Linked DNA regions of Homo sapiens: region 2 is linked to region 1. Evidence: read pairs that join two places in POLR2A ChIA-PET (ENCODE). Cell type or tissue: PC-3. All regions are shown on one strand. Links, peaks and the distances in the headings refer to the core of each region. The heading gives the core; the rest is flanking DNA.

Region 1 (5,367 bases), core at 49-5,048:
CCAAAGTGCTGGGATTACAGTGTGAGCCACTGTGGCCAGCCAAATTGTGCTTGTTTTCTTATTGAGTTTTGAGGGCTGTTTATATATTCTAGATACAAGTCATCCCATATGAGGTTTATCATTTGTATTTTCTCCCAGTCTGGCTTGCTTTAACAATGCCTTTCAAAGAGCAGATGGTTTACATTTTTATGACATTCAGTTTACCAAATTTTTTTATATATTGTGCTTTTGTGTCATATCTAAGAAATTTTTGTCTAACCCAAGGTCACAAATGTTTTCTCCTATATTTTCTTCCAGAATTTTATAGTTTTAGTTTTTACATTTAGGTAGATAGTTCATTTTGAGTTAATTTTAGCCTAAGTATCAGGTATGAATCAAAGTTTACATTTTTGTATGTGGGTATTCAGTTGTTCTAGCATCATTTATAATAAAGACCATTCTTTTCCCACCAAGTTTCCTTGGCATCTTTAATGAAAATCGGTAGACCATGTTGGAGAGGGAAGGGTCTATTTCTGGGCTCTGGGCTCTGTGTGTTGTTCCGTTTCCTTATTTATCTGTCCTTACACCTCGTATAGCCATGACCACTGTGATTTTCTTAAAATTCTTGAAATTATACAGTTTGAGTCCTCCAACTCTGCTTTTTTTTTTTAATTTTCTGTTCTTTTTTTTTTTTTTTTTTTTTTTTTTAAGACAAAGTCTTGCTCTGTCACCCAGGATGGAGTGCAGTGGCTTGATTTTGGCTCACCGCAGCCTCTGCCTTCTGGTGTCAAGCGATTCTCCTGCCTTAGCCTCCCAAGTAGCTGGAACTCCAGGCAACTGCCACCACACTTGGCTAATTTTTTTTTCTTTACTACAGGTGCATACCAGCAAGCTTGGCTAATTTTTGTATTTTTTAGTAGAGATGGGATTTTGACCTGTTGGCCAGGCTAGTCTAGAACTCAAGTGATCTGCCCACCTCAGAACCCCAATGTGCTGGGATTACAGGGGTGAGCCACTGTGCCCAGCCCCCCATTTTTTTTTTTTTTAAATAGTGACTCTGTTGCCCAGGCTGGAGTTCACTGACATGATCATGGCTCACTGTAGCCTGAAACTTCTGGACTCAAGCAATCCTTCCTTCTCAGCCTCCCAAGGAGCAGGGACTGCAGGCACAAGCCACCACATCCAGATAATTTTTTATTTTTTAAATTTTTTGTAGAGACAGGGTCTTGCTGTGTTGACCAGGCTAGTCTTAAACTTCTGGCCTCAAGCGATCCTCTCCTGCCTTAGCTAACCAAAGTGCTGGGATTACAGCTGTGAGCCACTGCTCCTGGCTGGCCAATGACTTTTTTTTTTTTTTTTTTTTTTTGAGAAGAAGTCTCCCTCTTTCACCAAGGCTGGAGTGCAGTGGCGCAATCTCGGCTCACTGCAAGCTCCGCCTCCCGGGTTCATGCCATTCTCCTGCCTCAGCCTCCCGAGTAGCTGGGACTACAGGCGCCCGCCACCACACCCGGCTAATTTTTTGTATTTTTAGTAAAGATGGGGTTTCACTGTGTTAGCCAGGATGGTCTCGATCTCCTGACCTCGTGATCCACCTGCCTCAGCCTCCCAAAGTGCTGGGATTACAGGGCCATGACTTCTTAACATTACCATGGAATAGTCGTGACCTCATAAACTTCCTGAAAGGGACTTGGATGCCCCAGGGGTCCCTGGACCATTTAAAAAACTGCTTAGGCCGGGCGCGGTGGCACACGCCTGTGATCCCAGCAGTTTGGGAGGCCAAGGCAGGTGGATCACGAGGTGAAGAGATCGATACCATCCTGGCCAACATGGTGAAACCCCATCTCTACTAAAAATACAAATTAGCCAGGTGTGGTGGCGCATGCCTGTAGACTCAGCTACTTGGGAGGCTGAGGCAAGAGAATCGCTTGAACCCAGGAGGCGGAGATTGCAGTGAGCTGAGATCATGCCACTGCACTCTAGCCTGGCAACAGAGTGAGTCTCCGTCTAAAGCAAAAAAACAAAAACAAAAAAAAACCTGCTAGCTTAGAACAAGTCCTGTTTCCTGGAAGGCATTCAGTAAGTGTTTTCTAAATGAATTGATTCCAAAATGACTGTCCAGTGGGGCCCACACTTGGATGGATTTGTAAGCTCTGATGCATCGTGTGGTTTGTCCTTGGACCTTACACCTGTGTCCACTTCTTCAGATGTGTCCTGGCCTCAGTGCTCCTCTGTCCTTCCCGTGACAGGTGTCCCTGTGAACAGCAGAGTGTCCTCCAAAATCCAGCAGCTTCTGAACACCCTGAAGAGGCCAAAGCGCCCTCCACTGAAGGAGTTCTTTGTGGATGATTTTGAGGAATTGTTGGAAGGTAAGAGTTGTCCAACTTTGAGCTTTTCTGTTTGTATGAAAAGGGTGGCCACGAAGTTGAGAAACACAGGCAAATGTATATTATACATGGATATTGCTATATATATTCTGTTTCCAGACTCAGTGGTCACTGGGTGTAATGGTGAATTTAGAATCACATGACTGCTTCCTTTATTTGAGCAGGTAGAAAATTTGCTGCTCATATTCAAGTGACTTGGCATTTCATAAAAATTCTTCTACGGTTTTATTTAACTTACATTATTTAAATGTTTAATTTAAACTTTAACTCTGAAATACTTACCTTCTTGTGGTTTTAAAGTATTTAATTTTCAGCATAGATTTGGCTGCTTTTCAGAATTTTAGCCTCTCATATGTGAATGAAATACGTATTTAGGAAGAATACACACATATTTTTTAAAAGAGAAAACTAGCAAGCAGAAACCAGAAATGAAGCCAGTACAAACATGTGAGTGTGTCGTTAGGGCCACAGGGGCCCCATGCTGGTCCTACTCGCAGACCTTGGCTGTTTGTACAGTGACACTGCTGACAGCCGACCAGCCCAGAGTCTCCTCCACACCCGAGGATTAGACATAGCTTTCAGGAGATTATTTCCCCGTTGTAATCAGATAGTGTGTATTAGTCAGGGTTCTCTAGAGGGACGGAACTAATAGGATAGATGTATACATATAAAGGGAAGTTCATTAAGGCATATTGACTCACACGATCACAAGGTGAGGTCCCACAGTAAGCCATCTGCAAGCTGAGAGCAAGGAAGCCAGTCTGAGTCCCAGTGCTGAAGTACTTGGAATCCAATGTTCTAGGGCAGGAAGCATCCAGCACAGGAGAAAGGTGTAGGCTGGGAGGCTAGGCCAGTCTAGTCTTTCCACGTTCTTCTGCCTGCTTTATTCTGGCCGTGCTGGCAGCTGATTAAACTGTGCCCACCCAGATTTAGGGTGGGTCTGCCTTTCCCAGTCCACTGACTCAAACGTTAATCTCCTTTGGCAACACCCTCACAGACACACCCAGGAAGAATACTTTGCATCCTTCAATCCCATCAAGTTGACATCAATATTAGCCATCACACAGTGCCTTTCAAATTCAGAGTTTATTGGTATGAATGCATCTTAGAGCAGTGTTTCTTACCACTTGGGCAAATTTTGGTTATACAGCTCCTAGAAAAAGATTAATTCTTTTTAAAGTAAAAAACAAGATTAAAGTAATCTTTTTCCAGGAGCTATATAATCAAATAATCTTTTTTTTTTTTTTTTTTTTTGAGGCAGAGTCTCACTCTGTCGCCCAGGCTGGAGTGCAGTGGTGCGATCTCGAATCACTTCAAGCTCCACCTCCTGAGTTCACGCCATTCTCCTGCCTCAGCCTCCCGAGTAGCTGGTACTACAGGCGTCCACCACCACACCTGGCTAATTTTTTTTTGTATTTTTAGTAGAGACAGGGTTTCACCATGTTAACCAGGATGGTCTCGATCTCCTGACCTCATGATCCACCCGCCTCGGCCTCCCAAAGTGCTGGGATTACAGGCATGAGCCACCACGCCCAGCCTATAATCAAATAATCTTTTAATTCTTTTTCTTTGAACATAGTGATAGTTGTTTGGATCCCTAGGCTGAAGTGGTGGTTCTGCTTGCTTTCCTCCTGTGTGAGTGGGCCACCAGGTCCTATCTCCAGGCTGTGGATACCTGGCTGTTCACCGCTGTGGTGCCGGGGGTAGCAGAGGTGCCACAGTCCTGTCCAGAAGTTGGGAAAGTGGGAACCACTCCAAGGTCACCTTTGTCTGTGAGGTTGTGGTCACCAGGATGGTGGGTTGTTTTTAACTTTATTTCACAGCCGTCATCATCCATGACTAAAGCTCCTTTAATCCTTTGGTTAGTTGTCGGTGACTGTGATGCAAAAATCGAAACAAATTATTGTAAGCTTTTTTATAGTTGGGATTAAAAAACAATATTATAAACTATGAATGCTTAAAAACAGAATGTGTTCGTGGTGCTCTGAATTGCTGATTTTAAAGTTTTGATTTTGCTTGTAGTTCAGCAACCAGATCCAAATCAGCCAAAGCCTGAGGGAAGCGAGACGAGTGTGCTGAGAGGGGAGCCTCTCACTGCAGGTGTCCCCCGACCGCCGTCGCTGTTGGCCACCTTGCAGCGCTGGGGCACAACACAGCCCAAATCCCCCTGTCTGACTGCCTTGGATACAACTGGGAAAGCCGTCTACACTCTCACCTATGGCAAGTGTTAACAGAAAGCAGTTGTGCTTCTGGGTTAGCTGTAGAATGTCACACACATAACACAGCATAGACATACAGCTTGATAAATATTCCTGAGAAACCAGCACAGCTGGCAGATAAATAGAACATTGACCTATACCAGGTACCCATCCCACCGGAGGGGACCACTCACTGATGCATGGTGACTGCCATTGCTCTGGGTTCAAGTGTTTGGAGCGTTCTATGTATGCATTCTGAACAGTGTAGTTTAGTTTCGTCTTATTTTCAACTTTGTATAAGGGGAATCAGGCAGTATGTATTTCTGTGTGTTTGACATCTTTTGGTTCCATACTATGTTTTTTTTGTAACACAAATAGTAAGCATATATACAACCTGATGAATTCACAGAGTGAATATGGTCCTGTAATCAGCACTCCAAGCAGAAGTGTTGCTAGGTTCAAAGCCCCTCACACCCCTTCCACACGCAAAGGGTAACTACTGTCCTGACTGCCCACACTGTTGGCTTTACCTGCCTTTAAACAAGTGTTCTTTTAGTTTATTCTCATTGATGGTATTATTTTATCGTGTGAATATACTGGAACTTACTTACACACTCTTAAGTAGATGGACATTTGGGTGGTTTCCACTTTGGGGCTATTGTGTATAGTGCTGTTAGGGACATGCTTATGTGAGTTTCTTGGTGAGAATATGTAGGCATTTGTGCTAGGTATAAATGCAGAAGCAGAATTGTTCAGCATTAGGACATACTGCCAAACAGTTTTCCAAAGGCAGTGCAGCAGTTTTC
Region 2 (5,367 bases), core at 99-5,098, 87 kb before region 1:
TCTCTCTTCTTTTTGTAATTCCTGTTATTCAACTATATCAGGCCTCCAAGATTGATTGTCAAATTTTCTTTCCTTATTTCTACTTCTTTTATTTTTGTTCTCATTTCTAAGAGGTTTTCTTTAGAACTTTATTTTTCAACATTTGTGCTGAGTGTTCTGTTTCTGTGCTCATATTTTAAATTTCTCAGAAATCTTTCTTATCCTAACTGTTCCTCTCTCCTTTAGCTTTAGCTCCTTGGTTTCTTTCTTTTTTGGAGGGCGTTCTTGAGTTTATTTTGGGCACAGCCAGGTGAGAGGTCCCTGCACCTGAAGGAAGGTGTTGGGCTCCGAGGTGAAGCATGGTTTGTGCTGAAGGCACAGGGTCCAGTGGGACAATGGGGAATGTGGTCTTGGACTTGTGGAGCTCTGACCACCCGCTGGCGGCACCTGCTGGCTGTGATCTCCTCTGGATGGAGTGGGCTGGGGCATGGTGCTGGGCACCCATGTCTCGGTGGCACTGGGTGACAGTGTCCGCAGCAGTCACATCCCAGAGTTCCTGGTACACGCTGTGGGAGCCGCAGCTCAGGCAGATGCAACATCCTTCACCCTCAGAGATTTCTCAAACACCTGAAGTAGATGATTTCCCCAAAGATTTCTTCGTTGTCATCTTTAGCTGAGATACACAGGGCAGAAGTAGGACTTGGCACCATTATTAGACACAAAGATTTGCAGGCGGTGGGTGGCCTGAGGCATTTTGAGGGGTACAGGCAGCAACCCAGCACCCTGCACCCTTGCACTGCTCCTGAGGCCTTCATGCTGCTCTCTCGGCACTTGCCGCCACTCACAAAAAGCACTTTGTTGGTTCATTTTGTGAATGACGTGCCCGTTATTTCTCTGAGGGGGTCATCGTCATCCTCTGAGGTTGTACTCTGCCTGCATCGTTGGCCTCTACTCCTCCCCAGTGTGCCCTCTGCTCAGCAGGCTGTGCCGGGGCATCATCCCCCAGGTGCCCAAGTGCTGCAGCCTCCGCTCCCCAGGGAGCTTTGTCCACACGGGGGCCCCGTCTCGCTGGCATCCTCATCCTCCTGTTTTGAAGTCTAACACCCTTTTTCCAGGGCGCCTCCTCCTCGTCTGGGTCTCGTGTCCCTTACACGATCCTGCCTCAGTTTCCAAAGCGCCCCCCTCCCTGTGGGCTGGCGCAGCTGCAGGTCTCTGGGATGGACCAGGGCCCTGGGAGGTTTTGAATTTTCCTCCTTGAGACCCCATGCCCACCTGACACAGGAGCTGCACCGCAGGGACCCCATGGCAGGCACGGTCAGCGTTTCCTGAGCAGTCATTGGATGCCCGTCCGCTGCCTGCCTTATCTCCGTGGCTGGCGTGGAGGGTGCAGGCCCCGCACGTCCCGCTGCTCTTGAGCTTGCCCAGGCCATCTGGGTTTTGTGGAGTCTTTGGGGGCCACGTCTGGAGAAGTGAGCAGAGGTCCCCTAAGATTGGCGCTGGAATCAGGGACTCAGGTGATGTTCTCAACCTGTGAAGTTGCGTTTTCTTACTTGACGTGCGTCTTTCTCACCAGGGTTATGTTTTTATGAAGCATTTTTGGGGCCATCAGTGTTTTCTCCGTGAGCAGAATCACGGTGTGGTTGTCGCTGGGGACTGCGGGCCGATCACCCCTGTCCTGCCTCTGCAGTGCGTCCCCTGGGGAACCCCCTGGAGAGCTGTGGGTGGGACCCTGACCCTGTGGTGTTTTTAGGTGACGGCTCGGGTTTTGGAGCAAGACTGAGCCCGGGGTCAGGAGGCCCTGAGGCTCAAACTGCTGGTCCTGTGACCCCTGCTTCCATCTCTGGAAGGTTTCAGCCGCTGCCGGAAGCCATGAAGGAGAAGGAAGTGCGTCCGAAGCACGTGAAGGTATGGCTGGCAGGGGCGGCCCTCACAGCTTCACATGTGCAGCCTCGGGGCATCCCCCAAGCCCTGTGTCCTGCCTTGCCGGGGAGAGCCTTGGAGGGCCAGCTTTTCCTGGGTGCCTCTGAGCACCTGCATTTTAATGACTCACGGGAGGCAGCCCCACGGTGGCCCCGGAAGCCGCCCACCCAGCCCTGCACTGGCCCCTTAGGTGGCCGCCTCCCATCTGGGCAGGGAGGGTCCTGTGAGCCCGTGGGCAGGTGGTGTTGCCCCGAGTCGCAGAGCCGGCCTGTGCCTCTCTCCCGCCTGTGCCTCCCTCCTGCCTGTGCCCTGTAGAGAAGCCGAGGCACCAGACGCCGCAGTGCTCTAGGACTGAGCCGAGTTCTCTTCAGACGATGGGAGAGAAGCCACTCAGCCTCCTTGGAATCAACCTTGAAGGCAGAATTTTGTGGAACTTTTCATAGGTTTTCTTTCCTCTCCCAGTTTAGCAGATCATTTTATGGCAAAACCATTGACAAAAACTTGGCTAAACAAGTGAGTGATAGAATGATGCCACTACAGGAGCTTAGTCAAGTGGTAAACATATTCCCAAACAAAACAGTCTTCACATCAGTGAAACCTCTTCTGAGACTGCGCAGTAAGTCCTCACTTAGCGTTGCCCCGAGGTTCCTGGAAACTGACCTTGTAGGAAGGACACTCCTGTGCTGCTGGCCGCAGCTCCCGTTGTCTCAGAGGGCCCTGAGGGTGCCTTTGTTACATGCGTTTAAAAGTCGCGGTTTCCAAAACCCATCCATGACGTTAAGTGAGGACTTACTGCATTCAGAATAAAACTTGTTTTACTTTATTTGGCTGGGCACGGTGGCTCATGCCTATGATCCCAGCACTTCGGGAGGCTGAGACAGGAGGATCGTTGGAGCCCAGGAGTTCAAGACCAGCCTGGGCAACATAGTAAGACCCCTCTCTGTCAGAACTGAGTCAGTTAAACCTCTTTTTTTCATTAAAATAAAAAAACTTATTTTACTTTCTTAAACATGGAAATTGGAGATTTTTTTTTTAATCAGTTTTTTATATCTTCTTTGCATTTCCTTTTTTTTTTTTTGGTGAGACAGAGTCTCACTCTGTCACCCAGCAGTGCAGTCACAGCTCACTGCAACCTCTGCCTCCTGGGCTCAAACGATCCTCCCACCTCAGCCTCCCAAGCAGCTTGGATTACAGGCGTGAGCCACCACACCCAGCTAATTTTTGTATTTTCTGTAAAGATGGAGTGTTGCCATGTTACCCAGGCTGGTCTTGAGCTCCTGAGCTCAAGTAATCTGCCCACCTCAGCCTCCCAAGGTGCTGGGATTACAGTGTGAGCCACAGCGCCTGGCCTCAAATTTTTATACAATATAAAACGTCAAGGAGATGTTTCTGTTAGTGTTTCCTATGGAAAACAACCTAATATTAGAATTCCTGATTTTTAAGGAATAAATTTGATTAATGTTAACTCTTCATACTTAGGTTTCATAATTTAAAAAGAAAAGCACAAAAGGCAGGAAAGGCCTCCTGTAGCCCTTGAGGCAGCAGCTGCGAAGCAGAGGAGGAGGGGGAGAGGAGGAGGAAGAGAAGGGGAGGGGGAGGGGAAGAGGGGAGGAGGAGGAAGAGAAGGGAGGGGGATGAGGAGGGGGAGGGGAGGAGGAAGAGAAGGGGGAGTGGGAGGGGAGGAGGGGGAGGGGGAGGGGAGAGGGGAGGAGGAGGAAGAGGAGGAACTGCTGTCCAGGGAGCACCTCCAGCTTTGAAAGGTCCCAAGTCCAGTTGAAAATCACAAGGAGTTTTTTTCATGGATGTCTCAGACTGTTTCAAACTCAGGGTTTTCCTTTATTGTCTTAATTTCTGGCCTGTGTTTTAGAGTGTGGAGCCCTGGGGTTGTGCCCACACTGACGCCGCAGTGGGGAACTGAGTGGAGCTGGGTGCTTGCCCCACTTGGAGGTGGCTCCAGGCGCGTGGGGGACACCCACTGCTCAGATGCAGCCACAGACGCCAAGAGTGTGGTCGACGCTCTAATAGCCCCTGTGGTCCCTATGCTGAGGAGGCTGAGAGGTCCTGAGCACGGGTGGGGCCCCGGCCACTCTTGGCCACCTCTGGCCGTGCCTGGAATTGAGCCATAAGTGGGCAGGGTAGGTGCTGGAGCTCAGGAAATGAGGACTCCCCTGCCTCCGCCGCTGCCACCACCACCACTGCTGACAGGCAGAGCCGCCTGGTCCTGAGTGTGGAGATGGCAGAACCTTCTCAGCCCTAGTGATTGTGTCTGTGGGACCCCCCAGGCTGCCTCACAGGCCATGTTCTAAGGTACCCACTGGTCTCTGCCCCACTTCCCGGCCTCACGGGAACCCACCTGCAAGGGCCCCGTGTCACCTGGCGGGAAGCTGTGGCCCAGGGCCTCTGCATCTCTTCTTTGTAAGAGATGTTTTTTAAAATGCATTTTCTCCTCTATACAGAATCTAGAAAAGCATATTAAAAAGAAGGAAATGGCCTGTCCTCTGCAGCTGGAAGAGAGGGGCCAAGCAGCTTCAGGGCCTGCCCGCCGCCCTGCTCCCCCGGCCCTGCTCCCACTGCGCCCCCCCCAACCCTGCTCCCCCAGCCACGGCCTTGCTCCCCCCGTCTCCGCTCCTCCCCGCACCACCCCGCTCCCCTCAACCCCACCCTGCTCTGCCGCAGACCTCAGTTTGCATCCATCCTGTGCCACATACGTTATGTTTAAAGTAAAAGTGTTTTCAGTTGTTAGAGATGAACATAGTGTGCAATTTGGTTTCACACTTTAGTGTTAATATTTGACCTTTTTTGGCATATCGTTAAAATTACAGGAAAGCCTATTTTCAGTCAGTCACACCCGTCGTAGGCTTCATCATTGCCTCATTTTGCATTTCCCTCTTTTTGGACTTTATTAGATTATTTTTCTCTTCAGGTTTTTATGCAGACGTGTCCTGTGCTTGGGTGTGTGCTCATGTGGTGGTGACCGCGCTGAGCCTCTGGGCTCTGGGCTCTAGGCTGGTCGTGACACCAGCTTCTCCATAGGGCCGTCTGCTTACCCCTCAGCCTCTCTGGCGAGACAGTCAAGTGTGTGTCCGGACACCAGCTGCTGCGTAATCGGTGGGATAAAGCAGCCGCCTCGTGTTCACAGACCTGTGGGCAGGGCCTGCTGGGGATGGTTTTCTCTGCTCCCCGTGCCCAGCACAGGCAGCTTCACCCCACGCTGGTGGTCGGCACTGGCCTCAGCCGGACCACGCACAGAGGCCTCCTGGGTGGCCATCGTGTGGCCTTCTCGTAGCGTCCCAGGTGGGCAGGGAGTGTGTGATATGTTTGTGATCTCGCTGTGGACATTGGCCTAAAGCCCTGCCCTGAGCTTTGTCCAGGCTTAGGCGGGGGACGGTGTCCCCCTCAGGGAGCAGGTGGAGTGGAGGAAGTGGCGGGGCCATCTTTGGAGTGGCTTATAGAGAAATTCACTCCAAG

The links. Peaks named below come from ENCODE experiments on the same cell type or tissue, not always from the same donor. Only the 100,000 strongest peaks of a DNase experiment are listed, where the experiment ranks them.
Region 2: POLR2A ChIA-PET joins it to region 1 with 6 read pairs; 3 of 35 experiments call an interaction of 5 or more read pairs at or near these places.

What each region holds. Positions count from the first base shown.
Region 1 is chr21:46,507,032-46,512,398 of GRCh38, forward strand. DIP2A (disco interacting protein 2 homolog A) reads left to right here. Exons shown (of 38, transcript NM_015151.4): 7 at 2,226-2,345; 8 at 4,386-4,583. Among named protein-coding and RNA genes, the nearest start is that of DIP2A-IT1, 47 kb to the left of the region's middle. In PC-3, for the core only: no CTCF peak of the experiment used is centred there; a DNase peak (open chromatin) is centred at 2,930; H3K4me3 peaks cover 670 bases; H3K27ac peaks cover 3,289 bases.
Region 2 is chr21:46,420,241-46,425,607 of GRCh38, forward strand. PCNT (pericentrin) reads left to right here. Exons shown (of 47, transcript NM_006031.6): 32 at 1,730-1,884. It also overlaps the pseudogene RPL18AP2. Among named protein-coding and RNA genes, the nearest start is that of DIP2A, 36 kb to the right of the region's middle. RefSeq lists enhancers at 1,092-1,598, 1,599-2,105, 2,106-2,611. In PC-3, for the core only: a CTCF peak has its summit at 425 (motif pointing left); no DNase peak of the experiment used is centred there.